Linked DNA regions of Homo sapiens: region 2 is linked to region 1. A link is a contact called in ENCODE Hi-C or POLR2A ChIA-PET data. All regions are on one chromosome and are shown on one strand. Each heading gives the region's core, a stretch centred on a gene start or an enhancer-like site at or near the end of the contact. The rest is flanking DNA. Distances are from core to core; before and after follow the strand shown. Region 1 overlaps THSD4 (thrombospondin type 1 domain containing 4). Region 2 overlaps THSD4 (thrombospondin type 1 domain containing 4).

Region 1 (4,142 bases), core at 788-3,287:
AATAGGTTGCCTGGTAGATTTGAAGGCTCAGAAACAGCGACAACTCCAAGTAATTCCGTGCTCAGGGTTCCAGCTGGGGTATGGCCTGGAGAAAAGGCTATAGCTTTTAAAATAATATTGAATGACCTAAAAACAGTTTATGATTCTCAAAGCTGGGCCAGGCACGGTGGCTCACACCTGTAATCCCAGCACTTTAGAGGGCTGAGGCGGGTGGATTGTTTGAGCCCAGGAGTTGGAGACCAGGCTGGGCAACATAACAAAACCCTATCTCTACAAAAAATGTAAAAATTAGCCAGGTGTGGTAGTGTGTGCCTGTAGCCCCAGCCACTTGGGAGGCTGAGGCAGGAGGATTTGCTTGCGCCTGCAAGGCAGAGGTTGCGGTGAGCCAGGATCACACCATTGTACTCCAGCCTGGGCCACAGAGTGAGACTTTGTCTCAAAAAAAAAAAAAAAAAAGCCAAATACAGTAATACAGTCAAAAAGACTTGGTAACATTAAGAATTTTTTTTAAAAGCACCTGAAAATGCACTATTCAAAACAGATCTCACCATTAACAGCATCTGCAACAAGTCTGCCTGCACAAATCAGGTATTCTCCGTGCCAGAGTTACATAAAACAACTCACACTGCCTCCTCCAGTGTTTCAAAGGCTACATTTCCTTCCCATGGGAGTTTTTCTAAATTTACAATGCAAAGTTTACCACTCACACAGTTTCAATTAAGATGACATGTGCTTTATGAGAATAACACACAAGTCAGCCTCCTGTGAAATCAACCTCTCTTAAAATCAAGATCCCATTTCCATGCAGGTCAGCGAGCAGGACTTCCAAGACGCATCAGGAGAGGGGATGTTTCTGGAACATTCATCTTGGAATGAAGAAAAATTCCTCAGGAGACTTTTTCTAGTTTGTCTGCTGTGGAACTCTGCCCGTTAGAGAAGCCAAGCCTCTGTTCTCTAAGAAGAGCAAAGAAATCTTCAACTGGGGGGAGTTCTAATGGGCAATATGAGTGAGAGCACAATTAAAGGCTTGCAGGGACAGTCCAAGTCTTGTTGGAAAGGATCCCTGCTCAGATGGGCCTTTCACAGATAGGCAGTAGAGTTACTCTAGAATGAATTAACTGTTGATGATAATAATGATAAACAGTAGTGGTTAATATGTATTGAAGGCCTAATACATACTAGTTAGCATTTAAATATTTGACTCTTAAGTTTATAAGCATGAAATCTTGACAACAACCCCATCATGTAGATACTGTTATTAACTCCATTTTACAGAGGAGGATAAAAAACTTACTAGGCCAGGCGCAGTGGCTCATGCCTGTAATTCCAGCACTTTAGGAGGCTGAGGCAGGAGGGTCACTTGAACCCAGGAGTTTGAGACCAGCCTGGGAAACATAGGGAGGCCCTGTCTCTACAAAAAGCTTTAAAAATTTAGCCAGGCATGGTGGTGCATGCCTGTGGTTCCAGCTACTCGGGAGGCTAAGGTGGAGGGATTGTTTGAGCCCAGGAGGTTGAGGCTGTAGTGAGCCATGATTGTGCCACTGCACTGTAGCCTGGGTGACAGAGCAAGATCCTCTCTCAGAACAAAAACAAAAACACCAATGTACTTAAGCTCACATGGTTGGATGTGGCCAAGTTGGGATTCAAACCCATGGTCTGACTCCAGATCCCACGCTCTGAAACCCCTACACAGCCTGTCTCTCATAGCCAGTGTTGATTGAGCACTATGGATGATCTTACCTGAATCCTCCCGGCCACCCAGTAAGGAAGGTTTTATGACCCCCACTTGATAGATAAGGAAACAGGAATGAAAAGTGTCAGGGACTTGCCTCAGGCTACATATCTAGTATGAGGCTGGGCCAGGAAGTGGAGCCAGGCATGTCTGAGCAGTGCATCCTTGCTCCTGATCACTTGATCATACTTCGCCTTTCACATTGCAAAAGACAAACATCTGACTGAGTGACATAAAGTGGGTGAGGGCAAGGCAAAAGAGGACAGCAGGAAGTGGTGGCTGGAGGGCCTCAGAGGGGCACACTGTATCCTTAAGACCCAGCATGACACCTCAGGGCTGGCCTAGGTGAGTAAGAGGGGTGTGGGAGAGATGAAACAGAAAGTATTAAGCACATTTACCACCCCAGAGAGTCAGGGCCTCCTGTAAAGGCACAGACATTCTGGAAACTCTGTCACCTGTCCCTCCCCTCCATGAGTCTGATTTTTGGACACCTCCACCTGCTTGCCCTAGTGATTAATTCTGAACCTTAGCATGCAGAGGGCCCATGTGCTCACATCCAAGGGAAGCTGGTTGAGTGTCATGAGTGGGGATGGGTCACAGAAGGGGTAGCCTGGGACTGGATGGGAGGAGAGCAGCAAAGTCCTGAGGCCCACAGCACAGGAATGTGCAGGAACCGACAGGCATCAAGGCCAAGGGGTTATCCCAAAACCAGCAAGTTCTTTTTGTTTTTGTCTCTGCTTAGCAGACAAGCTCAAACAAACAAACAACAACAAAAAGAAATAGCCTGATAACTTTAAACATACTGCAAAACTTTCAAACTATATATGAGTTTAAAATCCTCACTCAGGCCGGGCGCGGTGGCTCACGCCTGTAATCCCAGCACTTTGGGAGGCCGAGGCGGGTGGATCATGAGGTCAGGAGATCAAGACCATCCTGGCTAACAAGGTGAAACCCCGTCTCTACTAAAAATACAAAAAATTAGCCGGGCGCGGTGGCGGGCGCCTGTAGTCCCAGCTACTCGGGAGGCTGAGGCAGGAGAATGGCGTGAACCCGGGAAGCGGAGCTTGCAGTGAGCCGAGATTGCGCCACTGCAGTCCGCAGTCTGGCCTGGGCGACAGAGCGAGACTCCGTCTCAAAAAAAAAAAAAATAATAAAATCCTCACTCAGCCATTTATTAGCTTTGTGATCTTGATCAAATCACTACATCTCTGTCAGTTTCCTCACCTATGAAACGGTGATAATACTAGTACCTCCTAATGAGACCATTAGGAAAATTAAATGAATTAATAGACATAAAATGCTTACAACAGTACTCTGCCATAGCAATGCTGGCAATTGCTGTTATTATTTTCTAGCAGTGGTTATCACTTGGGTTTTAAAAGACCTTTATATTGAGACTGTGCAGCATTCACATGGCTCCAAGTAGTCAACCTCTAGGAAAGAAACAAAAATTCTCAATTTTATTGGTTCCCTCAGGTAGGGAATAGGTAGAACTCCAACAAACTATCAGGTTTTTTCCACAACCCTTGAATGCAAATAATTATCCCAAAGCAAAGCTCTGACTCCTTATAAATTAGTAGTAATTATGAATCACTTCTAGAAAAAAAATGAAAAGATTTAAAAAAACAAAAACAAAAAACAAACTACTTTATAAACTACAAAGTTCTTAAGGTAGGGAACCTCTTATACTTATTGCCTGAACATGTGAGATTGTTTCATGCCTTTACACCTTTGCATAAATCGGCTCCTCTGCCTTCATCTCTACCTCCATATGGCTAGTGAACTCCTATTTATATGTTAAAATCCAGCTTGGACATCTCCTCTGTGCTCATTTGACACTGTACATATTTATATTGTATGAATTCCTCTCTATTATAACTGTATGTTGTTCTCCCACTAGATTGGCTCAATGGTCTTTGTATATCATTTAGCACATGTTGTTCATTTTTCTATTCGTTAAACGAATATTGATAGAAGGCCTGCTATATGTCAGGTGCCACAGGAGACACTAAGAAAGGATACAACAGCGAGACCAGCATGGTGGAGATCATGGGGAGGGAGATCACCAGACTGAAATTCCTGCCTTCTTGCCGAAATAGGGCAGTCTTCCAAAGATATATTTGATGCAGATGTGTTGAGCCTAAGTTGAACACATATCCGGCTAAATGTATTCATGTGGGTGCTGCTTAGTAGATAAATACCACCTGTGCCTCACTTCGCCGGAAGGGGGCTCTCAGAAGAAGTTGGTTGGCAGCTTCTCAGCCTTGAAGCCAGCCCCCAGCAAGTGTCCGTGGGACTGTGAGGCAGGGGAGCTAGGCCACGGACATTCTCGCATTGCTGTCTCACTGTTCTCCATGGGTTGCTGACTTGTGAACCTGCAGCTGCATTCTGAGAGCTGGAAAATCTGAAA
Region 2 (4,142 bases), core at 657-3,156, 260 kb before region 1:
CAAAGAGCTCAGCACAGCAGTTTCTAAGCCCTTGCACACAGCAAGGACTCAATGTGTGTGAGCTATAATTACCATGAATACTTCTGCAGACCTTCCTATTTTAAGGAAGGAAAAGACTGCCTGCATTTGGGTGGTGGGCTCCATCATCCTCCGGTAGAGAAATGTCTGCAGACTCAGAGAGCAGTCCCATGCCCAGTGCCAGCCGAGAGAAAGCTGCCTGCTCTGTCCATAAGCAGAGCCCACCAGGAAGACTCAACATGGATTGTTAGGTGTGAACTCATTATTCTTGTCTTATAGGTCAAAGTATTATTAACAGAAACAAAAGGGGAACCAAGAGAAAAGGCATATAGTAGACAGATAATGGCCCCCTAAAGATGTCCACATCCTAATCCCTGGAATCTGTGAACATGCTACCTTACATAGCAAAAATGGACTTTGCAGGTGAGACTAAATTACAGATTTTGAGAAGGAGAGATTATCCTGGATTACTTGGGTGGGCCCAGTGTAATCTGAAGGGTCCTTATAAAGGAAAGAGAGAGGAAGATGAGAGTCAGAGAGGAGATGTGATGAGGCCAGGGTCAGAGAGAGATTTGAAAGTGCCACCCTGCTGGCTTTGAAGGTGGAGGAAGGGGCCAGGAACCAAGGAAGGCAGGTGGCTCCTAGAAGTTGGAAAAGGCGAGGAAGTGGGTTCTCTCCTAGAGCCTCTGGAGAGAGAGGGGCCCTGATGACACCTTCATTTTGTCCCAATGAAACCCACTTCAGACTTCTAACCTCCAGAGCTCTAAGAAAGTAAATTTGTGTTGTTTTTTCTTAATTTTGAGATAGGGTCTCACTCTGTTGTCCAGGCTGGAGTTCAGTGGTCTGATCACGGCTCACTGCAGCCCCAACCTCCTTGGGCTCAGATGATTCTCCCACCTCAGCCTCCTGAGTAGCTGGGATTGCAGGCACACACCACCATGCCTGGCTAATTTCTGTAATTTTTTTTGTAGAGACAGGGGTTTCATTATGTTGCACAGGCTGGTCTTGAACCTCTGGGCCCAAGCGATCCACCTGCGTCGGCCTCCCAGAGTGCTAGGATTACAGGCATGAGCCCCCTTGTCTGGCCTGGAAACTAGTATAAAGCATTTCAAATGTTGAACTGGCAGGGCAGACCCAGGATGCTCATGCCATTTTGGAATCGAGTGAATGAAACAGTCTCATCAGTGAAGGCTCAGACAAATGGTGAAGCCTGCTCCAATGTCAAGGCCCCTTGGCTTTGAAATATGCGTCCCTCAATTTTCTCTGTGTTGACCGAGAGACAGAGGGTGGATGCACAAGAATTGAGAGAGAGAAGGCTTTACAAGGAAATGACCAGAGTCCCCGGCCACAAGACAAGGGATTCTACCTGGTCTCCTGTGGGGTGGCACCTGGGGGCTGATGGCGTTGGTCCCCATGATCACGTACTCGTAGTGCACGCCTGGGTTTGGCTGCTGGTGTATCATCTGCTGACACAAAAATCAGTGTTACCGCACTTGGCACGTATGCACACCCCTTCTGGGTTTCAATGGCATTTGCAGAACTACTGAGAAATGACTGGGTTGGTTCACTCTAGTACGCATCCAGTAATATCAGTGAACCTGTGGCAGATTAAACAAAGTTATTCCTGGATGGCTTTTTGTCATTTACTTTTGAAGAATGAAGAACTTAGGCCGAGCAAATCAGAAGAAGACTAAGCTAAGAGTCAAGATTTTCTAAACTCCAAAGGAGAAGATGGAGCAACGGTAGCAGAACCTTTCTGTCCTTAGATTTTGCTCAGTGCTCTTGAAACATCCAACACAGATAAATACGTGTACACTGCAGGAGAACTGTTTTAACACTAGGTGGCGTGACAAAGTCATGCGAACAAGCAGCAGACCTCCTGGACAGAGCCACCCCGGGATGCTTTAGGTTCCCTCAAAGTTCTTGACCTGGCTGGTGAGGCTGGCCCCCAGGTCCCTCCCTCTTATTCAGGGAAAGCCCCAGAAACACAAAGACATGGGGCCAGGAAAACAAGTAGAAGCGACCCAACTCTTGCTGGGTCATATTCTCTTAGGAATGATGACAAAAATAGGATGGCAAGCAGGAATCTACGTAGGACTGTGGAAGTCAGCAGCTGAACATTGTCTGGGCTGAAAACATATTAAATGAGCATGGCCCAACAGAATACGTCCCTCCCTATTGGATTTAGAGCACACAGTCTTTGCTGCCCATGGATTTCCTGATGGGGAGCAGGGTGGTGGGCTAAACCCAGCAGCAGAATGAGAATCCACAGTGTAAATATGAGCCGTGCAAGGAGACACGGTCGGGTTTGATGTTTCTGTCTCTGCTGCTTTATAAAGCAGCTCTCCTATTGACCAGCTGTGTAACCTAGAGCAAGCCCCTTCACCCTGCAGTTTTTGATTTCTTCCTTGGGGAAGGAAGAGGTTAGAATCATGTCACTTTCAAAGGTCCTTTCCAGCTAGAAGCATCTCTGAGTCACTCCTGCATGGTGGGTCCTGTGTCTATTCTTCCTGTTTATGCCATGATCTCTTGCCACTCCCTACTGATGAAATGGGTCTTCATTTTATAAATTACCCAAAGGAAGGCAGACCTGAGAACCCCTGGGATTCTCCTACCCAGGAACCAATATCAAACCATCGGCGTTGCAGAAACGTGGTGGGCACTGAATCCCCAAGGGACACGGTTGTGTGACCTCAGGTTCCTGCTGTGTATCCCTCATCCCCTCACTCCCTTTTCACACAATCTTCCTCTCGGTCTGTGGCTGGAAATCCTCCCTCCCTCTCTGGTGCCTCTTCTGCCTGAGCATTCTGCCAGTGCAAAACCTTGTCCCGTTTATGAAATTGCTGTTGGCTTCCATTCCTAGACCACCCACAGTAGGCCTTTAACAACCTGAGTTTTTACCTCTGATGCCATTTAAAATATATTCAGATTCAACCAACCAACTGGACAGTCTAAAAAAAAAATCCAAAATAAACTACAACAAGGCTTCCTTTGTAATTTCGAGTCTACTAGGCCCAAGAGGAAAGGACATAGAACTGTGTGTAGGTGGAGAAGTAATGACAATGCAATTAATAATATTTCTAAAACTCTGACACAGCAAATATGTTAATCAGCTCAGCTTTGGGGACAGAAATAATGTGTATATTCATGGGTGATCTCAATCTTTTTATCAAAATGTTATTTCAAGCTTTTATGTCTTATCACCCTTTATTTCCTGGTCTTTTAAGAAGATTGAATTCTAGTGGTTTCCTTTGAACGTAAGGACCATTTAAAACTCTTGAGCAATTTAATATCTTAGTTTCACGTAAAAGAAATTAAGGTTTTGTCTTCTATGAAGCAGGGAGCTTCTAGTAAATCTCTCTACTGTGACTCTCAGCTTTATTGTTTCATCTGGAGGGCTCTGGAGCTCTCCTTTCTTCATTTGCTCTCAGAGTCTGAACAGGGCTGGGAGCTGGGAGCGGTCCTGCCTTCCTTTAGGCTCTTGCTTTCTTTTGCCATAAAAAGAAAACATGCCAAATTAGCAGTATAAGGAAAGTGCCTGGAGGAGATCCAATGCTCATGAAATAAAGGGCATGTTTTGCCTCTGATTTGGTTCAACAAGTAAAATTGGTTTTACTGGGTCAATAAACTCCGAAGGTAATAAGCATCTGGTGGAGTTGGAGGTTGCTGTGAGCTGGGCCCATTCAGAAGTAAAGGCAAAGATGAACGCCAAGCATTCAAGGAGTGCCTCCAACAGGCTCTGCTCAAAGGGTTTTTATTGAGTATGGGCAATGATTTGTTGCTTATTTGTTCAGAGTATGTTCCTTAGAAGTGACAAGATTCAAAATCCAAAGAACAGTCCAGAAACATCCAAACTCACGTAGACATCCAAGATCTCGTTGGTGGGACCTTCCGCCAAAAAGGACTCTCCGGCAGTGCTCGAAATCTCATTTGGACGCTTGTAGGTGAACATGGTCCCTCCGCCCTCGTATTTTCCTGGTCGATCAATTGCCCAGTTCCCATTGATGATGGAGCGTCCAGAACGACTTCTCAGGGCTGTTGAGAAAAATCAGACAGTTCTTTGGGTAAGCCCAGGGTGTGCACAAGAAACAGAACTGACTCCCCCAGTTTCTGGCTTCTTCATT

What was found. A loop is a pair of places that touch in the nucleus more often than their neighbours do. ChIA-PET counts read pairs that join two places held with the same protein, here RNA polymerase II (POLR2A). Pooled maps may share reads with other maps.
Region 2: a loop to region 1 is called in a map of GM13977, with 2.6 times the contacts of the local background. The contact joins two enhancer-like sites. A Hi-C loop is called at or near these places in 1 of 168 maps with a recorded cell type or tissue (GM13977) and 2 of 50 pooled maps. POLR2A ChIA-PET finds 5 or more read pairs at or near these places in 2 of 52 experiments (IMR-90 and activated T-cell).

Annotation. Positions count from the first base shown.
Region 1 is chr15:71,469,371-71,473,512 of GRCh38, reverse strand. The region is part of intron 7 of THSD4 (thrombospondin type 1 domain containing 4); the gene reads right to left. Among named protein-coding and RNA genes, the nearest start is that of THSD4-AS2, 220 kb to the left of the region's middle. Within about 2 kb of position 2,037, at least 2 of the 41 ENCODE cell types and tissues checked have a DNase peak (open chromatin) inside an H3K27ac peak, as active enhancers do.
Region 2 is chr15:71,728,460-71,732,601 of GRCh38, reverse strand. THSD4 (thrombospondin type 1 domain containing 4) reads right to left here. Exons shown (of 18, transcript NM_024817.3): 9 at 3,878-4,053; 10 at 1,385-1,481. Among named protein-coding and RNA genes, the nearest start is that of THSD4-AS2, 39 kb to the right of the region's middle. Within about 2 kb of position 1,906, at least 4 of the 41 ENCODE cell types and tissues checked have a DNase peak (open chromatin) inside an H3K27ac peak, as active enhancers do.